Linked DNA regions of Homo sapiens: all the other regions are linked to region 1. The links are chromatin loops, found by intact Hi-C in ENCODE. Cell type or tissue: gastrocnemius medialis. All regions are shown on one strand.

Region 1 (8,000 bases):
AATTACAAGTTGTATAATTAACGTCCTCCCACAACGTCCTGAGGTGAAGGTCACAGTGACAAGTAAGTGGTCACAGAAGTATGGCTATCACTGCTGGGGTTATTGTTGCAAAGGAATTGTGACTCCAAAGTCCTGGTTTTCTCCACAAAAACTACAACAGAGCTATTGTGGGAAGGCAGGCAGGGTCATGCTGTGCACCCTCAGGCCTGGCAAGGTGAGGAGGCATGATCCTCCCAGGCCTGCCTGTCTTGTTTCTACTGCACAGCCCTTCCCTGGAGGGTTGCCAGATCCAACCCCAGGTGCAATGAAACACTGCTGTGTCTCAGCAATACCCATTCTTCCCAAAGCTTCACCGTTTACTATTTAAAGTTACCCTTCTCCGGGTAATTACTATATTTTACACTTAAAGACACTAGATTTCAAGATGCCATAACCCACAAATACTTAATCATACTAGTTTTCCTATTTTTAAATTAGCAGGTTTATTAAATTGAAAAGATCTCCAAAGTATTACATATCCAATCTAATGTTTAAAATGGCAAATGCATTAAGTTAGATTGTCTAAGGTACTTACGTAGCCTCTTTAACATTTTCCTTAGTCAGTTATTACTTATTAAATATGAACTTATGATCAAAAATGAGGAGACAAAAAAAAAAATACAGGTTTAAAATAAAATCCGTGTTGAAAAACATGAAGAGAGATGGGTTCTATGGGCTGAAAGATCTAGAACCTACACTTAATATCATTCTGTGCATTCAGTAATCAACAAATTTCCCAAGACAGACAAATGATGCAATAAACTGCAGACCAGGACCAAGGCGAGGCCATAGCCAAGCAGTTATAAATTTGAGAGGCCTCCTTACTTGTCTAGCAGCGAAGTTTTGGGGGTTGAGCCCTGTGCCGATTGCTCCAAGGCTGACGTTGGGTAGTGTGGAACCAGAGGGAGACAGCTTGTAGCTGGGAGAAGGGGAGAAGGGAGAGCAGGGAGCCTCATCCCCAAGGCACCCATCTTGATTGGAGAAAGGCAAAGTCAGCTGAAAAGTAGTAGGAGTTAGCCAATCACAACGAGTGTTGGTTAGTGAAGCAACAGAATGCAAGAAGGGAAAAGAGAGAAACACTAGCAATAAACAAAGTTAGAGTGTATTAGCAATAACCAAGGATGGAATTTGGATCTGATAATAATCTTTACACTTGGCCCAACAGACACCATCTGTCATCTTCTTTGATATAGATTTTTCTTTTCCTCTAAGTTAGTAACACGTTCTGTCCATTGCATTACAATAAAAATTGCCAGACACTTTATTTTTACGCATCTAATATTGATTACTCTAGCAATGTGGCTGCTGAAACAGAAGCCAGGCCAATCTTGTGAATATGTTGCTGTCTGGACCAGCAACAACAGTGTCAAAACGTGCCAGATTTAAAAATTTTGGTTTTAACTGCTTTCTGAAGATCAGGAACACAGCAAATTGGTATTCTGGATCAAGATATAATTCCCACCATTAGAAATGTTAAACATCAAAACCAATAGGTAGAAACTGCTTGGTTAAATTAGGTAGATGAGAATTTGAAAAGTATACCATTGTAACTAAACACAGATCGCTAGGAACTGGGGAAAGATAACAACAGAGTTATCTCAAAACTAGAAGAAGGCAAGGCCTTAGGAGACATGGAATATTTGCACAAAATCCCAAAATTTATTTTGTAGCTGCACAGCAGCGGAAAAAAGAATGCAGAGTAAGTTTATCTCTAAAATTTCCACACTTCATGAATTTCTCAAAACTCAGATTTTCTAATACACACATGCTAAAGACAGATGGTTCTTGCTCTTGCCTGATCACCTGTTGACATCAATGGTTTTCAGGTCACCACGTTAATGCAGGTGATGTTTGTGTTTTGCTCATCTAGTTCAGTAATTCTATGCTTCCTCTAGAATCAGTTATCAAAAGACAAATGGGAACCAAAGCGGTTCTCATGAATTATTATCTTAAACAAAGGATTCAACTCACCTTCTCAAAATAAGGCCCACTATCTGTGGTTCCCATGTCTTTGGAATTAGGTGGACGGAACCCAGATCGATCCTTCCTCATGATATCATTAAAATCCCCGAGATTCATCGCTCGCTTGTCCACATCAAATTTTTTATCTGAAAGGCTTCCTGAAAAGTAGCATACACAGAGTGAAAATTTCCAGAATCAATGTTTCCCCCATGAACCAAGAGTGACCTGCCCCACTATCCTCATGGGGGTGCTGGGTATAAGCTATTAATATTTCTATTTCTGGGGATAAGACGAGACAAACTCTCATTGGTCCAGGCTGCTGGTGTTTGTCCCTGGAACACACATGGGTCCTTTTTATTTATTTATTTATTTTAAAAAACAAAACAAAACATGTATCTGTTGTAGTTTGTTTTCCATGGAAGACTGAAAGAGCCTTAGGGATAACCTGGCAAAAATCTCGCTAAGAAAACATTTAGACTGGATACTGATGTGTCTGATGAACACATCTTGCTCATAAATTCAAATGTCCTCAGGGAGAGAAGTTGTCTGTTTTTGCTATTTTAGCATCATCTAGATAAATGGTCTGGGTGAAACATAGTTACAAGGAATAAAAAGATCAAAGAGGCACAGTGGTTGCCCTAAAATTTAGAACTTAAGAGCTGAACACAGAAGATGTGTCCACATTACCTACACGGTGCAATTTCCCAGGTGCCATAACTATACCACTTTTCTTTCACAACTCTATAAATGTGCTGTCGTCTGCTGATATAACCAGTGCTGCCCCAGGAAACTTATGTTTTAATTATTCTCATATTTAGAAATATCATAGATCAAAGACTACCTACTTCCTTTACTACCCAGAATTATTTTCATTTCTTCTTAGTTTGATTCTTTTCAAGTTCCTCAGGGTGATCAAGAGCATTACTATGAAAACCCCACAGACTAGTGGCTAACACCGTTTCCACTCCAGTTGCAATGTGAGAGTTTGTCAATAACGAAGCATCCTGGTACAGACAGGACTGGCAACTTGAGGGCCACATCTGGCACACAATTTGTTTGGCCCCATAGAGCATTTTAAGAGACCCGAATTAGTTCTGACATATAAAAATCAGGGCTGGGCACAGTGGTTCACACCTGCAATCCCAGCACTTTGGGAAGGCGAGGAAGGTGGATCACTGGAGGTCAGGAGTTCGAGACCAGCCTGGCCAAAATGGCGAAATCCCGTCCCTACTAAAAATACAAAAATTAGCTGTGCGTGGCGGCACACGCCTGTGATCCCAGCTACTCAGGAGACTCAGGCGGGAAAAATCGCTTGAACCTGGGAGGCAGAGGTTGCAGTGAGCAGAGATCAAGCTGCTGCACTCCAGCCAGGGTGACAGAGCAAGACTCCGTCTCAAAAAATCAATAAATAAATACAAAAATCATAATGCCAGTATATATCTGAATTTCTGGCCTCTGCTGAAAGACTTGTCATAGCTCAGCCTGGATTCCTCCAGAGCAGCAACTGCTAGGAGCAATGCAAGGCTGATTCTTCTAGGTGGACGCTCCACAGTTAACCTGTGGCCACCTCGTCCCAGGTTTTTTTTTTTTTTTTTTGAGACTGAGTCTCGCTATGTTGCCAGGCTGGAGTGCAGTGGCACAATCTCGGCTCAGTGCAACCTCTGCCTCCTGGGTTCACGCCATTCTCCTGCCTCAGCCTCCAGAGTTGCTGGGACTACAGGTGCGCCACACCATGCCCAGCTAATTTTTGTATTTTTAGTAGAGATGGGGTTTCACCATGTAGGCCAGGATGGTCTCGATCTCTTGACCTCGTAATCCACCCACCTCGGTCTCCCAAAGTGCTGGGATTACAGGCATGAGCCACCATGCCCGGCCTCGTCCCAGGTTCTTATACCCGGCACACATCACTTATTTACATTCTTTGCTGACTCCTGTAGTCATGTGAGTTTTCTATCCCTGCCCAGTGTCTAGCACAGTACCTTACAAAGAGTAAGTGCTCAATCAATGTCTACTGAACTGCACCTATCCCTAATCAAATTGGGCAGGAGATGCCAAAAGGACACTGTAACACTGATATACTCCATTCTTTTCAGCGGAGTGATACACACCTACAGACAAATCCATTTTGCTGCTTGGATTATCTTCAGTCTGACTCTGGAAAATAAAGAACAGATGAGAGAGAATTAAGGATGCACATCTTTGAATCAAAGAAGTGGCATTATTCACCTGAGAGCCACGTCTTACTACTGGCACCATAGAAGGTTCTCTGAAATGAACTTGATGGTACTGAAGACATTAACATTTTTAATATGCTAGCTTGATTGCTGTTTGGGCCTATATTCCTACAATTCAGTTTTCACATACAATTAGTCTCAATAAGTCTACAAAGAGAGCAATAGATAAACAGCTGCCTGAAGAAATAAACCCCCGTCCTTAAGTTCTAGTCAGCCCAGGATCAAATTCCATGAGTGACCGCCAAATAATGACAACTTCTTCTCGTGACTTGTCAAGTCATCAAACCTTCAACTGTGCAGCCAAGTCAAGTCATTTGTCTTTTGGCAACCAGGGACAGGGTGTCCCCACAACGTTGCCGAGAGATAAAGAAATCAGAAATTCTACAAGAATTCCCTATGTAATTAGTCCCAGTATAGTTTTTCTAGTTTCGTTATCGTTGCCTTTTTAAAAAATCATAATATGAAAACTAGTACAGTAATGCGGTTGGAAACAATTGTATAAATTTTTAATGCCTCTTTCTTCTCTATCCTCCTAAGGAAAAGGACAAAATGACTACACATTTAAAAGCCATAACCTTTAAATGTTGGAGTATGTCATTAATAAGAATAGAAGAGAAATATTACTTAACTCAAAAGGTCAAGAACATTGCTTAACTAGTTTTTAAATCTTTAATTTTGTACTATATGTGGCAGTTGTCTTAAAATTGGTATTAATATTAAACCTAAAAGTTGGGATACGTTATACATTTGAAAAAAATAAAACTTACCAGCAATCCCATATTTGAAAACTGTTTGGCAAGAGGATTCATCCATGAATCATTGTTTCCTCCTTTGAGTGAGCACTACAGAAATGAAACACGGAACCTCAGAACCAAATAATTTATTTCAGCCTCCTGAGTTTTATTAATACAGACTGAAAATGTAGACTTGAGTTTACCTTTTTAAGTCCTATTTCTCTTTAACTAAAATTATGTTGATATTTTATGTTAGTTTAAATGATTAATAAGCCCTAGTTATATCTATGTTTTCATTTTTATAAAATTCACCACACTGAACCAGAAGTAACTGGAAAAATACATGCTCAGCTGGTACTTTTGCTTTTCAAATAGAAAGAAGTCTGATATGATTTTCTAAAATAGAAGTTTTGCACACGACTACTTTCACTTTCATTAGGCTGCTCTCCTCGTAACCCAAACTGGTTTATGTTAGGAGAAAACAGTTTGATGTCAGTGCGTGTCATTTGGAAAGGAGCCTATTTAAACTGGGCATTATAAGGAACTCATAGTGCTTCCTCTGTTTGTTTCACAGCATAAAAGACATTGGTCCTGGTGGTAAAGAGACCTAGTGGAAGACACCATTGCTGATCTCCTGGGCAAAGTAGGGCAGAGGTAGGTTTTAATTTTTTAATGGGACAAACTAGTTTCTCCCCTGAACAAGGCACTGACCATGAGCTCCACTTTCACTTCTGTGAGGGAAGCAGGGGGAACTATGAAGAGGACTGGGTGGGCTGGGGCTTTGTGCAGTTGTGTATTTCACAGGTGAAAATTCTCTATGTTGTGATGATAGCTATCTTTTTTTTTTTTTTTCTCTGTCACCCAGGCTAGAGTGCAGTGGTGCCATCCCAACTCACTGCAAGCTTTGCCTCCCGGGCTCACGCCATTCTCCTGCCTCAGCCTCCCGAGTAGCTGGGACTACAGGCACCCGCCACCATGCCCGGTTAATTTTTTGTATTTTTAGTAGAGATGGGGTTTAACCATGCTAGCCAGGATGGTCTCCATCTCCTCACCTCGTGATCCGCTTGCCTCGGTCTCCCAAAGTGCTGGGATTACAGGTGTGAGCCACCGTGCCCAGCCCGTGATGGTAGTCATCAAATCAATTTTATTATCCTTGAAAGTGACGAAGTACTTAAGTTTAGTACAGGTTTTTTTGGTGTGTGTGTGGGGGGCGGTTTTTTTTTTTGAGACTGAGTTTCGCTCTTGTCACCCAGGCTGGAGTGCAATGGCGCGATCTCGGCTCACTGCAACCTCTACCTCCTGGGTTCAAGCAATTCTCCTGCCTCATCCTCCCAAGTAGCTGGGATTGCAGCTGCCTGCCACCACACCCAGCTAATTTTTGTAGGTTTAGTAGAGACGGGGTTTTGCCATGTTGGCCAGGCTGGTCTTGAACTCTTGACCTCAGGTGATTCACCTGCCTCAGCCTCCCAAAGTGTTGGGATTACAGGCATGAGCCACCGCAGCCAGCTAGTACAGGTTTTAAGGTCAAAAAAGCCCTCACTAGAGGGAGGGGGGAATGGGGAGTTACTGTTTAATAGGTACAGAGTTCAGTTTTGTAAGATAGAAAGAGTTCTGCGGATAGATGGTGGTAAATGGCAACATAAGTATGTGAATATACTTATTGCCACTGAACTGTACACTTAAAAATGTACGCTATGGTAAATTATATGTTATATGTATTTTATCACAATTTTTAAAAAAAACGCCCTCGGTATATAAAGTCAGAATCACTGGTACTGGGGCTGAAAGAGTCAATTCCCAATTAACTTAATTAAATCTTGGTTGTCAACCTAGAGAGGTATTTATTAGTCCCTTTCAATCAGTTAATTTAGTCTCATTGTTAATTTGTAAATAACCAAAAGAAAGCCAAAATCACACTAGACAACCTAAGAGTGCAAGGAATGCTGAAAAGTTTGCTGAATAATTCCTTCTGTGACTGAAGAAATAAAAGCTCTTAATAGAAGAAAACCCGTAAGTGACTGCTTAAGCAAAACATCTCTAAACAGAAACAGACTGTATTCTTATGCTATAAAAGAAAGAGTCATCTACAAAATTAGTGTCCTATAGGCAAAGGGCAAAGGGGATGAAGGCCCAATCCTCAGACATGGGAAGGCCTCTAAGATGGCATCTGGTATTTGAAACGTGGGAGAATATTAGCTGTGAACCGTTTCATAGGGTGCCAAGACTCTCATGTTGAAGTTAAGTATTGGATGCCCATTTCGTATTTCCACTATTTTATTTGTCAAACGAAAATCTGGAATTGAAAAAAGAGAGGGTCTGCGAAGACACTGGTTCAGGCTCAAAGACTACTGTTCTAGATTGAAAACCAAAGTCCTCATCAAACTGTGATGAGGACTTTCACACAGAAGGTGAAAAGTTTAGTACACAACCTGGTACATGATGTAGAGAAATCATCTAGCTGCTAGGCTGGGCGCAGAGGCTCACGCCTGTAATCCCAGCACTTTGGGAGGCCGAGGTGGACGGGATCACGAGGTCAGGAGATCGAGACCATCCTGGCTAACATGGTGAAACCCCATCTCTACTAAAAATACAAAAAATTAGCCGGGCGTGGTGGCAGCTGCCTGTAGTCCCAGCTACTCGGGAGGCTGAGGCAGGAGAATGGTGTGAACCTGGGAGGCAGAGCTTGCAGTGAGCTGAGACTGCACCACTGCAGTCCAGCCTGGGCGACAGAGCAAGACTCCGTCTCAAAAAAAAAAAAAAAAGAGATATCATTAATCATTTAGCTGCTATAGCACACAAGTACTCACTGGTATTTCATTTGTCGGGAGAAGGGTTCTGGGTCTTGGAATTTCCCAAATCAGATAAAATCAAGACGTGCTGATTGCCGCGGGAGAAGCCAGCATTATCTTCCTCTGGATTCCCTCCTACATATCTATGGGGATTTACTGGAAGGACTTCTCTGGCTTTAGAATGCAAAAGCATTTATAAAGTATGCCTTGAGAGCCTCCAAAAGATTATTATAATGTGGAAA
Region 2 (8,000 bases), 380 kb before region 1:
TGGCAGTTCAAGACCAGCGTGGGCAACATAGTAAGACCTTGTCTCTACGAAAAATAAAAAATTAGCCGGGCATATGGTGGTGCATGCCTGTGGTCCCAGTTACTCAGAGGGCTGAGGTGAGGAGGACTGTTTGAGCTTGGGAGGTTGAGGCTGCAGTGAGCCATGATCATGCCACTGCCACTCCAGCTTGGATGACAGAGCAAGACTCTGTCTCCAAAAAAAAAAAAAAGTAAAGAACAGTTTACCTTACGTTACACCCACTACCACAAAAGAGGTGTGATTAGCCAGGTGCAGTGGCACACACCTGGGCACCAGCCCAGGAATTCGAGGCCTCAGTGTGCTATGATCACGCCTGTGAATCACACTACACTCCAGCCTGGGCATATAGCAAGATCCCATTCCTTAACAATTAAAAAGAGAGAGAGAGAGAGAAGTGATATTTCATGAGACTCTTTGGATTTGGGAGTCATTATATACTATTTGCTGTTCCAACCCATTTACTAGATGACCTAAAAGCTACCAGCTTTGGCCGGGCGCGGTGGCTCACGCCTATAATCCCAGCACTTTGGGAAGCCAAGGCGGGCGGATCATGAGGTCAGGAGATCGAGACCATCCTGTCTAACACGGTGAAACCCTGTCTCTACTAAAAATACAAAAAATTAGCTGGGCATTGTGGCAGGCGCCTGTAGTCCCAGCTACTCGGGAGGCTGAGGCAGGAGAATGCTGTGAACCCAGGAGGCAGAGCATGATGCAGGGAGCCAAGATCACGCCACTGCACTCCAGCCTGGGCAACAGAGTGAGACTCCGTCTCAAAAAAAATAAAATAAAATAAAAACAAACTACCAGCTTTGAGTGGAGCCCTGAGGAAGAGAAGGTGCTGCTACTTGATTCAAAAGGCCTTGCAGATCCAGTGAGGTGCTAAGGGTTTCTGTAGCAGGTGGGGAGAACCAGATAAAGCTAGGTCATCCACTTTCCCTGTGGGCACCACGCTTCTGTGATGTCTGAGACAGAATTGGACTTTTTTTTTTGCCTCCATCAAGTATTAGGAATCCCCATTAAGCACCAGTGGTCACCTCAGGCTATAGGCACTGGTCTGAAGTGCCTGTGTCCGAGGCTTGGTTTCACTTGCCAGAAATTGTAAGAGCTGCACAAGCTGCTTATGGTCTACTTTATTTATTTACTTATTTTTAATTTATTTATGAGACGGAGTTTCACTGTCGTTGCCCAGGCTAGAGTGCAATCGCATGATCTCTGCTCACTACAACCTCCGCCTCCTGGGTTCAATTCTCCTGCCTCAGCCTCCCAAGTAGCTGGGATTGCAGGCACCCGACACCACACCCGGCTATTTTTTGTATAGTAGAGACAGGGTTTCGCCATGTTGGCCAAGCTGGTCTCGAACTCCTAACCTCCAGTGATCCACCCGCCTTGGCCTCCCAAAGTGCTGGGATTACAGGCATGAGCCATTGTACCCAGCCTGGTCTACTTTCTTTAAAAAGGAGCTGTGTGATTTTTTCTTTTTTTTTTTACAAAGATGCCAAGACAATTCATTGGGGGAATGAATAATATGGAAGAGCCAGATATCCACATGCAATTAAAAAAAAAAAAAATGCAGCCTGACACTGTGGCTCATGCTTATAATCCCAGCACTTTGGGAGGCCAAGGCAGGTGGATCACCTGAGGTCGGGAGTTCGAGACCAGCGTGACCAACATGGTGAAAGCCCGTCTCTACTAAAATTACAAAATTAGCTGGGCGTGGTGGTACATGCCTGTAATCCCAGCTACTCGGGAGGCTGAGGCACGAGAATTGCTTGAAACCAGGAGGCGGAGGTTGCGGTGAGCCAAGATCGTGCCATTGCACTCCAGCCTGGGCAACAAGAGTGAAACTCCGTCTCAAAAATTAAAAAAAAAAATGCAGTTGGATGCCTGTCTCACCCGATAAACAAACATTAACTTGGCCAGACATGGTGGCTCATACTTGTAATCCCAGCACTTTGGGAGGCCAAGGCAGGCGGATCATGTGAGGTCAGGAGTTTGAGACCAGTCTGGCCAACATGGTGAAATTCCATCTCTATTAAAAATGCAAAATTAGCCAGGCGTGGTGGCATGTGCATGTAATTCCAGGCTACTCGGGAGGCTGAGACAGGAGAATCACTTGAACCTGGGAGGCAGAAGTTGCAGTAAGCTGAGATCGCGCCATTGCACTCCAGCCTAGGCAACAAGAGCAAAACTCCATCTCAAAAAAAGTAAATAAATAAAAATATCTCAAAATGGATCACAGACCTAATTGTAAGAACGAAAACTATAAAACTCTTAGAAGAAAGTGCAGCAGTAAACCTTGGGTAAGGCAAAGACTTCTTAGATTGACACCAAAAGCACAAGCAAGAGTAGAAAAAATAATAGATAAATTAGACTTAATAATGATTTTAAAATTTTATGGGTTTTTTCCCCTTTTTTTCTTTTTTTTTTTTCTGAGACAGGGTCTCATTCTTTTGGTCAGACTAGGGTGCAGTGGTGCGATCACAACTCACTGCAGTTTCAACCTGCCGGACTCAAGGCTGCAGTGATCCTTCAGCCTTGACTTCCTGAGTACCTGGGACTACAGGCATGCACCACCACACCCAGCTAATTTTTAAAATTTTGTAGAGATGGAGGTCTTGCTATGTTGCCCAATCTGGCCTCAAGCAATCCTCCCACCTGGGCCTCCCAAAGTGCTGGGATTACAGGCATGAGCTACTGCTTCCTACCAACTTGTGTGCTTTAAAGGACACCATCAAGAGAGTGTAAACAGCTGGGTGCGGTGGCTCACGCCTGTAATCCCAACACTTTAGGAGGATGAGGTGGGAGGATGTATTAGTCCATTCTCATTCTGTTATGAAGAAATACCTGAGACTGGGTAATTTATAAAGGAAAGAGGTTTCATTGACTCACAGCGATCCTCTCATCTCAGCCTTCCAAGTAGCTGGGACTACGGGTGCACATCACCATGAATTGTCCATTTTAAAACGATGTATTTTTATTGTATGTGAATTATATTTCAACAAATGTGGTGTTTTGTCTTTTGGGTGTTTTTTTTTTTTTTGAGACAGGGTCTCACTCTGTTTCCCAGGCCACAGTACAGTGGTATAATCAGCTCACTGCAGCCTTGAACTCTTGGAAGCAAGAGATCCACCCACCCCAGCCTCCAGAGTAGCTAGGACTACAGGTGTACACTACCAAACCTGGCTAATTTTTTTTTTGTAAAAGAAACACAAAGTCTTGCTGTGTTGCCTGGGCTGCACAGCTTGGGCTGGTCTCAAACTCCCGGACTCCAGTGATCCTTCCGCTTCGGCCTCCCAAAGTGCTGGGATTACAGGCATGTGCCACTATGCCCAGCCAACAAATCTGTGTTTTGTTTTTGTGAGATGGGGTCTCACTCTGTCACTCAGGTTGGAGTGCAGTGGCGCAATCTCAGCTCATTCCAACCTCCACCTCCCAGGCTCAAGTGATCCTCCCACTTCAGCCTTCCCAGTGGCTGGAACCACAGGTATGCACCACAAGGCCCGGCTAACTTTTTGTATTTTTTGCTAGAGATAGGGTTTTGTCCAGGTTGGTCTCGAACTCCTGAGCTCAGGCAATTCACCTGCCTCAGCCTCCCAAAGTGCTGGGATTACAGGCATGAGCCACCGTACCCAGCCAGCAAATCTGTTTTTAAAAGGTATGGGGGAGGAGGGCTGTGGACAGAGGAAGCACTTAGAAATGCAGTCTCCACTCCGGTCCCTGGGGCAAATGGCCGACTCTGGACATTAGTTTCCTACTCCTTGTCTCTTTTCACTCTGCTTCCTGGAAGCGACATCCAGTTACACCTTGCTGCTGACCATTTGGCAGGCCACTGGGAACTACGTTGAACATGCTTTGCAGAGAGGTGCTTCCTGGGGACACCCTCTGAACTGCAGTGTGAAGATGGGTTTCAGCAGGTTTTGCTGACATCGGAATCAGTAACTTGGATGAGTGCACTCCTTGGCTCTTCCACTGACTTGCTGTGTCATGCAGTAAGTCCCCTGATCTGCTCGGTGCCAAATGGTAATTGGAGTAAAATGAGCCTGCCTTGGGATACTCTTTGCCGTGGGTTTTATTTTTTTGAGACAACCTTATAGTAACTAACATTTGTACAGCCTTTTACACACGTGCCTTATCTCAGCTGATCCTGTGAGGCAGATATGATCCCTAGTGACAGATGTGGGGACTGCGGAGCAGAGAGTTGGGCAGCTTTCCCAGAACAATCCAGCCGGCACGGTGCAGCCAGGCCCCAAGCCCAGGCCTTCCACTCTTCTGACTCCAAATTCTGTGCTCATTCCTCTCCACAGGGCTCCCTTGTGATGAGACTTTCTTCCTATCCTACTTCCAAAATGCTGATGTTACTGAGCTCTGAGTTACTATATAACTCTTATCTTAAAAAAAGGAAAACAAAACCAAAATGCCAACGTCAAGGAAATCGCCACACTTCAGTTGGTCTCAACCCTTGTATTTTTAGCCCTTAGAGACAGCCCCTCTGTGGCCTACCCTCTTCGGCCTTTTGCCCAGTGGTGGTCAGTCCCTTCCCACTTCAGTTCTGCAGCATCTGGGTCCTGATTTCACGCACAACTGTTTGCAGAAAAAACTGAGGTGGGGTGAAAGGAAAATCCGGTTCTTTTAGAACTCCTGTTTTTGTTGAGCACACGTGACCCTTCAGGGTCAGGCCTCTTCTCTCACCACCACCTCCTGCTTCCCCCCATACCCCGTGTTACCCTTAAACATCTTAGGGTTTCCAGAAAGGGCTGTGTGCTCCTGTAACTTCTGCACATGTCGACCCCTCGGGCCATTTTTTTTTTTTTTTAAGACAGAGTCTCATGCTGTCGTGCAGGCGGGAGTGCAGTGGTACAATCTTGGCTCACTGCAACCTCTGCCTCCTGGGTTCAAGCAATTCTCCTGCCTCAGCCTCCCGAGTAGCTGGGACTACAGGCACGCACCACCATGCCCCAGCTAATTTTTATATTTTTAGGAGAGACGGGGTTTCACCATGTTGTCCAGGCTGGTCTCAAACTCCTGACCTCATGATCCACCCGCCTCGGCCTCCCAAAGTGCTGGGATTACAGGCGTGAGCCACTGCGCCCGGCCCCCCTCGGACCTTTCTTCTCTTGGCCGCCTCCTCAGCTGTTCTTCACAATGCAGCAGAATGACCTTCTGGAAGCTCCCTGCCCTCGGCTCCCTACTCTCTGCTCCCTACCCTGTCCTCCATCAAACAGCTAGTGTGGCCATACTGCAGCAGATGCTGCTGGTGCCTCCCCAGGTCGCTTTACCAGGCTGCTCACCGGTCCTCCAGCTGCTGCAAGTCTTGGGTCTACAGACTCGCAGCTGCCCCCCACCTGTCCCCTTATGTGGAGGGGCCCTTGGCTGACAAGCACCCACCACCTCACCTATCAGCCCCATCCAAAGCCTGAAAGGAGGCAGACAAGGCCATTCTCTTTGCCTCTAAGGGGGCCACTCTGCTTGGAGCCCACTCCTCTAACCCAGGCCAAGGCTAGACCTGAGCCCAGCTCAGCAATTTCTCCTTCAATACCTGCTTTCCTTCCCCCTTCCCCCTTCTCCCCTGCCCTCCCCCTCTTTTCTTTTTTTGAGGGGGAGTTTTGCTCTTGTCACCCAGGCTGGAGTGCAGTGGCCAATCTCAGCTCATTGCAACCTCTGCCTCCCGGGTTCAAGTGCTTCTCCTCCCTCAGCCTCCCGAGTAGCTGGGATTACAGGCACCTACTGCCACGCCTGGCTAATTTTTGCATTTTTAGAAGAGGCAGGGTTTCACCATGTTGACCAAGCTGATCTCGAACACCTGACCTCAGGTGATCCGCCCACCTTGGTCTCCCAAAGTGCTGGGATTACAGGCGTGAGCCACCGCACCCAGCCCTTACAGGCATCTTCCTTCAACAAACCTCAATAACCAGACCCCTGCTTCGGGCTAAGGCGCTAGCACATTCCATGGTGATTAACCATTTTTCTTATTGTCTCCAGACTAGACTCTGAGCACCCGGAAGGCAGGAAGGTTGCCCACACCTCCCAGGTGGGGGCCTGGCACAGAGCAGGTTCTCCGCGTTGAACTCTCAAGCTTCCGGGTGGTTCTGCACAGCTCCCCTTGCCTTTCTTTCTCTACCACCATTTCTTCTCCTCTCCTCTCCCCTAGAAGGGCAGAGATCCGTTTGTCAAGGCTAAGTTTGGGGTGCGGTGGGAAGGGCAGGAGGTAGAGCTGGCCAACCTTCCAATCCCCGGCCCTCCTGCCCGACCCCACCAACCCCGTCCTGCCTCATGGAACTTAGGTTTGAAACACAGGGACGAACCGGAGGATGGCCTGCCAGCCGCAGGGCAGGCCACAGCGGAGCCCTGGGGCGCTCCCCGGTGCTGGGGTGTGGGGAGGTGGCAGCTGTGTGCCCCATCCCGGGAACAGGCTGCACGGGCCCGCGTGCAGAGAGCCCACCCCGGGACCAGGCTGCACGGGCCCGCAGACAGCATCACAGCCTGGGCTGGCAGCCTTTTCCAAGGGCTGCTCTTGACTTCCGCCTCCCTCTCCCGTCACTTCATCAACACTCTAGGAACCATGGTGAGCCCACGCTTCTTCATTCATTCCCGCCCACTCACAGCACAAGCCCACGTCACAGGAGGCATGACTCGCCTCAGAGGCTGATTAGCTTTCCAGGCAGCATCCAGCTCACGCAGGCGCTGAGTCAGTGCCGCCGAAGCCTGGCCAGGAGGGAGGTGACTCAAGCCCGAAACTGTGGGTCTCCTCCCCTCCAGCCCTGCCAAGCAGCCAGCGGCCGGGAGAAGCCACCAGGGGCCAGGCCCTGGGCTAATGCTCTGGGTGCTAAGCCCTCCTAAGTCCCCACACCCCACCTGTAAGGCACGTATGTGGTGCCAGCTGCCCCGCAGTCTCTCTCCCCATTTCCCGGGTGAAGACCCAACAACCCCCGGGCTTCCAGCCGGGCTCCACAGCATGGGGCGGAGGCAGTAGTAACTGACCCGGATGTGGCCATGTTGATTGGCTCAGGGCTGGGCATGTGATCTGTTGGAGCCAATGAGAGGCATTGAGACTCAGGCTAAAATATCTGGGACAAAGCCTCTCATCGTTTTTTTCACTGGACTCAAAACTCCAGGGGTGCTAGAGCTGGAGCTGGAGCTGCTGGCTCCAGCTTGCCAGCATGTGAAACCTGCCACTGACACCAACCCTGCGGAAAAGAAAGAGAAATGGCAGGAAACTGAGTCCTGGTTATATTCTGGAGTCCTGAATCCAGCCATACCTGAAACTGTTATACTACAGGGACTTTTGGAATTTCCTGGCTTAATGCAGTCCTTTTGCTTAAGTTAGTCTGTTTCCTGTCACTTGCAGTTGTAAGAATTCTAATCAGTACCAGCATTTGCTACCACATTTAACTAATCCTAAAACATGATTTTTTTTCATTTTAATGGAATCATCATTGCTTGCAAATTTGATAAATTAAACATAGCTGTTCATATTGTCTTAACTTCAGCTGAGTTAGGTGCAGTGTTGGTGCTGCGTGTACTGAATTGAGGGCTATTTAAAATGTCTTCAAAAAATTATATAGTGACTCAGCATTTGGATAAAAAGTGATTATGTAGAGAGAAAGGCAAGGACACTGAGCTATAGGGAATGAGCTTAATATTAGTGAAACAACTTTTCTCTTTGGAGAAACAACTGCTCTTTCCTGACAAGGCAACATGCAAGTGCTTTGTAAAACCGAATACAGGAAGATACCCACAAGTAGAATTTGTGTTACATTTTGCTCCTGAGATATGGATAAAAAGATTGACTATGTATCATACACCAAGCAATGCAACTGAAGGCAGGAGAAATTGTGGAATCTCACAAAACAGGTGAGAGGAATACAAAGTAACAAGTTACTGTGACTAATTTGTGACTTTGTGCAGAGCTACCGTTAAGACACTGCACTGTTGGCCGGGCGCGGTGGCTCACGCTTGTAATC
Region 3 (8,000 bases), 120 kb after region 1:
AGCCCAGGAATTCAAGATTACAGTGAGCTATGATCGTACCATTGCACCCTAGCCTAGGTGACAGAGTGAGACCTTGTCTCAAAAAAAAAGAAAAAGAAATAGACTGAAAATATCTCAAATTACAAAAGTTAAGTCTTAGAAGAATGATATTGGGAGAAAAATCAATTTAATTGTTGTTTAAAAATGTACAGAAAATGTTTAGGAAGATTAGGAAGGGAAGGGTTTCACCTTTCTTTTTTTTTAAATTTTTAAATTTTTTTTTTAATGTTTTAAGATGGAGTCTTGCTCTGTCACCCAGGCTGCAGTGCAGTGGCACAATCTTGGCTCACTGCAAGCTCCGCCTTCTGGGTTCACGCCATTCTCCTGCCTCAGCCTCCCGAGTTGCTGGGACTACAGGCGCCCGCCACCATGCATGGCTAATTTTTTGTATTTTTACTAGAGGCGGGGTTTCACCATGTTAACCAGGATGGTCTCGATCTCCTGACCTCGTGATCTGCCCGCCTCAGCCTCCCAAAGTGCTGGGATTACAGGCGTGAGCCACCGCGCCTGGCCAGGTCTCACCTTTATTTCTACAGTCACAATTGCTGTTTGAATGTTTTCTGACAAGCTTATATTACATTACTTTTATTAAAAAATTACTCAGTTCCGGCCAGGTGCGGTGGCTCACGCCTGTAATCCCAGCACTTTGGGAGGCCGAGGCGGGCAGATCACAAGGTCAGGAGATCGAGACCATCCTGGCTAACACGGTGAAACCCCATCTCTACTAAAAATACAGAAAAATCAGCCGGGTGTGATGGTGGGCGCCTGTAGTCCCAGCTACTCGGGAGGCTGAGGCAGGAGAATGGCGTGAACCCGGGAGGCGGAGCTTGCAGTGAGCCGAGACTGTGCCACTGCACTCCAGCCTGGGCGACAGAGCGAGACTCTGTCACACACGCAAAAAAATTACTCAGTTCCTAGATTCCCTATCCAGACTGAATCATATTTACAAAGTATAGTAATAATCATTTGCCAACTGCAGTTCTGAGATTTAAAAAAAATTTGTTTTGTAAATATTTTTATTGTTGTTGCCTCAAACAAAAGAACACAGCACCTTTGCTCACAGCACCTTGTGAGACGACTGATTTCTGCTTTATCACTTCAGTATGTAATAGCTGACCAGGCCCAGAAGAAAACAGAAATAGAACAGAATTCATCTGTGAAAAGGCCAGGCAGTATGAGACTTGTGAAAACAAAACAAGGGAGAATGGTAAGGATACGACACATGGCATTCCAACTTGCTGGGGCTGTTTGAAACTCTCAAAGAAGTACAGTTTGTATAACATAAAACTTGTAGGAGAATCTGCCCAGCAACATTTCCTGAATACCTAAATAAGCTGATTCAGGATAAGGGTTACTAGAGAGGTTTTTAAAGATAAAGACTGGTTTGTTTGAGAAATGGATATCCTTTATAGTACAGAACTTCCACCTGTTTTTTTAAAAATAGGCTTATGCCATTTTCATTGTCTCCCTCAACTCCCTCTTTATTTATTTATTTATTTATTTATTTATTTATTTATTTATTTATTTATTGAAGATGGAGTTTCGCTCTTGTTGCCCAGGCTGGAGTGCAATGGTGTGATCTCAGCTCACTGCAACCTCTGCCTCCTGGGTTCAAGCAATTCTCCTGCCTCAGCCTCCTAAGTAGCTGGGATTACAGGCGTGTGCCACCACGCCTGGCTAATTTTGTATTTTTTTACTAGAGACAGGGTTTCACCACGTTGGTCAGGCTGGTCTTGAACTCCCAACCTCAAGTGATCCACTCGCCTTGGCCTCCCAAAGTGCTGGGATTACAGTGAGCCACACCACGCCTGGCCTACTCCCTCTTATTCATGAGACTTTGATTTTGACAACTGCAGTTTTACTAACAACAGTATTTTTCAAGAGCATAGCTTCCAAGGATGGCAAAGGGTGTGAGAGAGTCGGTAAGATCTGGGTTCAAATCTAAATTGCATTTCAAGCTGCATTACCATGGGCAAGTTACCTACCCTGATCTCTGAGTGAAATGGAGATGAAATGGTGTAATGAGTGGAAATGACAGAGTAAAACATATTTAAGCAAAGTACCTTGTGCACAGAAAACCCTCGACAAATGGAGTTATAATTTTTATATGACAGACCTTTGACCAGAGTGTGGGGGTGGAGGGCTGTGCAGTGGACACGGAGAAAAGCACCTGAAGTGTTTCTCTTGTCATTCTACTGGGACTAGATGTCTGGCATTCTAATTTGCTAAAGATGAATTGATTCCATCAGCCCATGCAAAATGTAAGTGCATTTGATAGAATACAGCAAAGCTAGGATTTATATTGTGAGCTATTTTTAAAATTGCCTGGTTAGCAAATTAAACCAGCTGTGAAAATATCCTGGTTTCCATTCACAACAAATACAAGACGAGCCATTTTCCTTTAATGAATCTGGCCTCGTGGCAGCATAGTCCATTCTGCATAATTTATTCCTAAGGGTTTTAAAGACATAATTTTCTTAAGACAGACCAAAATTAAACTATTTTCTAGGAAAAAAAATATGAATGAGAGAAGTTTCTCTGTATAGATTTTTGGTAAATTCCATAATCACTGGCCCATTCAATTTAGGAGACTAATGTCTGAATAAAAAATAGTAGTTATGTCAGTACTTTAAGCAGTCTTAACTGTTTTTCCTTTAAAAGGGCATATGAAAAACCAGTCTGCTCTGCAACACAATTTTTCACATTCTATGACGGAGAGAGGAAAAAAATTCACTCACTGCTATCAAAAAGCTACCCAACAGACTCCCAACTTCAGGTTTAAAACCAATCACCCCTGGCTGGGCACGATGCCTCACACCTGCAATCCCAGCACTTTGGGAGGCCGAGGCAGGCAGACCACCTGAGGTCAGGAGTTCAAGAGCAGCCTGACTAACATGGTGAAACCCCATCTCTACTAAAAATAGAAAAATTAGCTAGGTGTGGTGGCGGGCAACTGTAGTCCCCGCCACCACACCTAGTCCTATTTAGGAGGCTGAGGAAGGAGAATTGCTTGAACCCAGGAGGCGGAAGTTGCAGTGAGCCCAGATTGCACCACTGCACTCCAGCCTGGGTGACAAGAGTGATACTCCGTCTCAAGAAAAAAAAAAAAAAAAAACCAACAACAAACCAATTACCCCTTAAGGAGTTAGGGGAGAGATCCTGAATTATTTGGAATGTTGGCTAAGTTATATTATTTATAATTCCTGTTCCTTTAGAGAAACAATTTGTTATTTAAACAAAGATCAGCAGTGTAAATAACCAAATGGAATAGAATTTCAGAAAGTACCATTCAAATAAATTCACACTTAGATTGCAGGGAAATGGTCTATTAGTTTAGTTCACTTCAGAAAGACAATACTGAGAAAAGGATGTACCATTTTATACTTTCTTTGGAAATCAACCAAACAGAATTAGTTCAATTTGGAACATACTGAGCCTTAAAGCCTTTGCTACAACATAACATAAATTTTGATTAGGCGAGTGTGAAAAACTGTAACGCTAACTTTCTTGTCCTTCTAGTTAGTTGGTCTATAAATAGAAGCAATGCATTAACAGCCACCAAAGCAACTGGTGAGTTCCCCAATGTCTCCAACGTATACATCTCTGACAAACACGCTTATCAGCATGTTGAACCAAAGTGTTTCCGAGGATCTGTAATAGGACTCTTTTTAAATAAACTGTGACTCACTGTTTGCTTTCTTCACCAGGAGGTGGAGTCTTGCCATGCCCTTCCATTACAAAATCCTCCTGTTCCACCTGCAAAGGCAAGCACCACAGGTCAGCAGCAGTCAGTAACTACAATGCGACTCACTCCAAGAACCCACACCTGCCCTGTGCAGAACCACAGGGCCGTTTCACTGTGGTGCACAGAACAGAAGCCTGGGCCAATGGTTTTCAAACTTCTCCTTGAGTGATTAGATCTGCAGAAAAAAGGAAACATGTTGATCGGCAAAACACATAACTCTGACAAAGGATTAGCATCTAGAATATAAAAGAACGGTGATGAATCAATGAGACAAAGACAACCTACTAGAAAAATCTGCAAATAACCAAGCAGGAATTTCACTGAAGAGAACACATAAACAGTTTCTAAACATATGAAAAGATGTTCAATCTTATGTCAGTCAAGAAAATGCAAATTAAAACCATTTCACAACTACTAGGTTGGCTAAAATTAAAGTCAGGTAATACCAAGTGTTGACAAGGGTATGCAGCAATAGCAACTCTTATCCACTCCTAGTGGGAGGGAAAACTGGTATAGCTACTTTGAAAAGCAGTTTTGTCAGCCAGGCAGGGTGGCTCACGCCTGTAATCCCAGCACTTTGGGAGGCCAAAGCGGGCAGATCATGAGGTCAGGAGATCAAGACCATCCTGGCCAACATGGTGAAACTCCGTCTCTACTAAAAATACAAAAATTAGCTGGATGTGGTGGTGTGCGCCTTTAGTCCCAGCTACTCAGGAGGCTGAGACAGAAGAATTGCTTGAACCTGGGAGGCAGAGGTGGCAGTGAGCCGAGATCACGCCACTGTACTCCAGCCTGGGCGACAGAGCAAGACTCCGTCTCCCCCAACAACAACAACAACAAAAAGTTTGCATTATCTATTACATTTGAAGATGCATTTACTGTACACATTAGTAACTGCACTTACTTATAGGTATATACCTAGAGAAGCTTTTGCACATATACAAAAGTATTTATAGTGGAATTATTTTTAACAGAAAAAAATAGAAGAATAAACATCTGTCAACAGTAAAACAGATAAATAGGCTATGGTGTTTTCAGAAAATAGAATACTATATTGCATGAAAATGAATGAACTACAGCTACACACCTCAATCTGGGTGAGTTACAAAAAGGTAATCAAGTGAAGGAAGCAAGTCACAAAAGAATGCATATGTAGTATGATTCTATAAATATCAAGTCCAAATATATATATATTTTAGAGCAAATTGAAGCAGAATATATATATATATGTATATATATATATATATATATATATATATATATATTTTTTTTTTTTTTTTTTTTTGAGATAGAGTCTTGCTCTGTTGCCCAGGCTGGAGTGCAGTGGTGCGATCTCGGCTCACTGCAAGCTCTGCCTCCCAGGTTCACACCATTCTCCTGCCTCAGCTTCCCCAGCAGCTGGGACTACAGGTACCCGCCACTATGCTCAGCTAATTTTTTTGTATTTTTAGTAGAGATGGGGTTTCACCGTGTCAGCCGGGATAGTCTCGATCTCCTGATCTCGTGATCCACCTGCCTCGGCCTCCCAAAGTGCTAGGATTACAGGCGTGAGCCACCACGCCCAGCCAGAAAATATGTATTTTTAACCATATGTATGTACATATAGGCATACATACGTATATACATGCTTTTATTTTATTATTTATTTATTTATTTATTTTTGAGATGGAGTCTCGCCCTGTCACCCAGGTTGGAGTGCAATGACGTGATCTTGGCTCACTGCAACCTCCACCTCCCAGGTTCAAATGATTCTCCTGCCTCAGCCTCCCGAGTAGCTGGGATTACAGGCGCCTGCCACCACGCCCAGCTGATTTTTGTATTTTTTTAGTAGAGACAGGGTTTCACCATGTTGGCCAGGATGGTCTCGATCTCCTGACCTCGTGATCCACCCGTCTTGGCCTCCCAAAGTGCTGGGATTACAGCAGTGAGCCAATGCGCCCAGCCCATGCTTTTATATTTAAAGATATAAAGAAAAGGCTGAGGGCTATGGCATGACCCTGTAAGTCCCAGCTACTTCGGGGGACAGAGGCAGGAGAATCAATTGAGCCTAGGAGTTCAAGACTGTAGCGCTCTATGATCACACCTGTGAATAGCCACTGCACTCCAGTCTGGGCAACACAGCGAGACCCTAAGTCTTAAAAAAAAATAAAGAAAGCCAATAATTTCTTAATATTAATATTAATTAATATAATTTCATAAATGGAATTATTCCCTTTCTTTAATGATTTATTATAATTTAAATTACTAATTTTATTTAAAAATTAAAATTTATATTAAATACATATACATTATTTAAAAAGTCAAATAACATTAATACTACCGGCTGACAAACAAAAACAGTACTTTCCACCCCTGCCCCACCCTCACAACATAAGCCTCCATCCTCCCTTCCTCACAATGTAAGTTACCGTTTTTGTTCAACTCAATATTCAGTGCTAACAGTGCTATTATGTAGTAAATATATACAGCTGAATCATATGGAATGCTATAATTAAATTTCCTTTCTTGTATAATTTTGGTTTCCCTGGAACTAATAATTACCACTTCCTCTTCTTATTCTTTTTGTTTTTTTTTTTCTAGCTTAGTATTTGTTATGTATTTTTCATTAATTCATCCTCAAACTCTCCAACAGAACTGTAAATCTCCTCTTAATCAGTTCAAACACTTCAGGTAATCTATCAGTTTCACTCCGCCTTGGAGACACCCTCAGGGGTTTCTCCTGCTCCGAACTGGATTGATTGCTTTCTAGGCCACTGAATCGCTGACATCTCGCTAGGGATGTCTCCTCCTCTTCATCTCTGGAATGCCCTCCTCTTTCTCCTAAGCTGGAGCATCTGTTTCCCAGATCCTCTGTCTCTTTTACAGTTTACTCACTGATTCAGGTGGAGTATATATTCCAGTGATTTCCTGATAAAAGGTATATAGAAGGTGAATTTTTTTGAGACCTTGAATGACTGAAACGTCCTTGTTTTATCCACACATATAACTGACACATAAAAATGTTTTATTTATTTTTATTTTTTTTGAGATGGAGTCTCGTTCTGTTGCCCAGGCTGGAGAGAAGTGGTGTGATCTTGGCTCATTGCAGCCTCCCCTCCTGGGTTCAAGCGGTTCTCCTGTCTCAGCCTCCCGAGTAGTTGGGACTACAGATGTGTGCCACTACACCTGGCTAATTTTTTGTATTTTTAGTACAGACAGGGGTTCACCATGTTGGCCAGGCTGGTCTCGAACTCCTGACCTCAGGTGACCCATCTGCCTCAGCCTCCCAAAGTGCTGGGATTATAGGTGTGAGCCACCACACCCGGCCATAAAAACATTTTTTTTACCCACATATTTAATTAAATATAAAAGTTAAAGCCAGGCACGGTGGCTCACACCTGTAATCCCAGCAGTTTGGGAGGCTGAGGCAGGCGGATCACAAGGTCCAGAGATCAAGGTCATCCTGGCCAACATGGTGAAACCCCATCTCTACTAAAAATACAAAAATTAGCCGGGTGTGGCCGGGTGCGATGGCTCACGCCTGTAATCCCAGCATTTTGGGAGGCCAAGGCGGGCGGATCACAAGGTCAGGAGATCGAGACCATCCTGGCTAACATGGTGAAACCCCGTCTCTACTAAAAATACAAAAAAAATTAGCCGGGCGTGGTGGTGGGCACCTGTAGTCCAAGCTACGCAGGAGGCTGAGGCAGAAGAATGGCATGAACCCGGGAGGCGGAGCTTGCAGTGAGCCGAGATCGTGCCACTGCACTCCAGTCTGGCAACAGAGCAAGACTCCATCACAAAAACAAAAACAAACAAACAAAAACGTTGAAGTCAGTAAACTTTTCCGTCCAAAATTTTGAGGGTGATGCTCCGTTGTCTTCTAGCTCCCATAGCTGCTACACAGAAGCTCAGTATCATTCTAAGTCCTAGTGTATTGCATGTGTCTTCTCTAGAAACATTTAAGTCCTTATTTTTATAGTGGTAAGAAAGAAAGAAAAACAAAACCAAAAACAAAAAACCCTTTTAGGAGCTTTCATTTATCCTTAGTTTTTAAAAATGCAAACCACTAAGCAAGGTTCTTTTTTTATTTATTGAACTGGTGCTAGGTAAGTACTTATAATCTAGAATCTCTTGTTTTTCAGGTTTGGGACATTTTCTCTACTTATTTGACAGTTTCCTCCCTTCCAACTTCTGTTCTCTCCTTCTGGAATTCCTGTTATTCAGTGTTGAATCT

The links. Peaks named below come from ENCODE experiments on the same cell type or tissue, not always from the same donor. Only the 100,000 strongest peaks of a DNase experiment are listed, where the experiment ranks them.
Region 2: a loop joins it to region 1, with 4 times the contacts of the local background. A loop is called at or near these places in 2 of 110 quality-filtered maps.
Region 3: it touches region 1 in a loop (2.1-fold over the local background); 2 of 110 quality-filtered maps call a loop at or near these places.

Annotation. Positions count from the first base shown.
Region 1 is chr22:40,274,154-40,282,153 of GRCh38, reverse strand. TNRC6B (trinucleotide repeat containing adaptor 6B) reads right to left here. Exons shown (of 23, transcript NM_001162501.2): 8 at 5,003-5,077; 9 at 4,110-4,155; 10 at 2,011-2,159; 11 at 865-1,035. LOC124905121 (a long non-coding RNA gene) reads left to right here and starts at 5,321. Exons shown (of 2, transcript XR_007068107.1): 1 at 5,321-5,623. In gastrocnemius medialis, no CTCF peak of the experiment used is centred here; DNase peaks (open chromatin) are centred at 265 and 4,513; H3K4me3 peaks cover 2,127 bases; H3K27ac peaks cover 7,875 bases.
Region 2 is chr22:40,650,862-40,658,861 of GRCh38, reverse strand. It overlaps LOC124905122 (a long non-coding RNA gene), which reads right to left and starts at 7,014. Exons shown (of 2, transcript XR_007068108.1): 1 at 6,892-7,014; 2 at 4,091-6,183. RefSeq lists a cis regulatory region at 3,906-4,280 and enhancers at 6,463-6,562, 6,044-7,243. In gastrocnemius medialis, CTCF peaks have their summits at 4,201, 6,776 and 6,987; DNase peaks (open chromatin) are centred at 4,221, 6,711 and 7,031; H3K4me3 peaks cover 1,509 bases; H3K27ac peaks cover 4,870 bases.
Region 3 is chr22:40,151,910-40,159,909 of GRCh38, reverse strand. It overlaps a transcript of TNRC6B not described here. Among named protein-coding and RNA genes, the nearest start is that of TNRC6B, 22 kb to the left of the region's middle. In gastrocnemius medialis, a CTCF peak has its summit at 3,777; a DNase peak (open chromatin) is centred at 3,789; H3K4me3 peaks cover 298 bases; H3K27ac peaks cover 3,462 bases.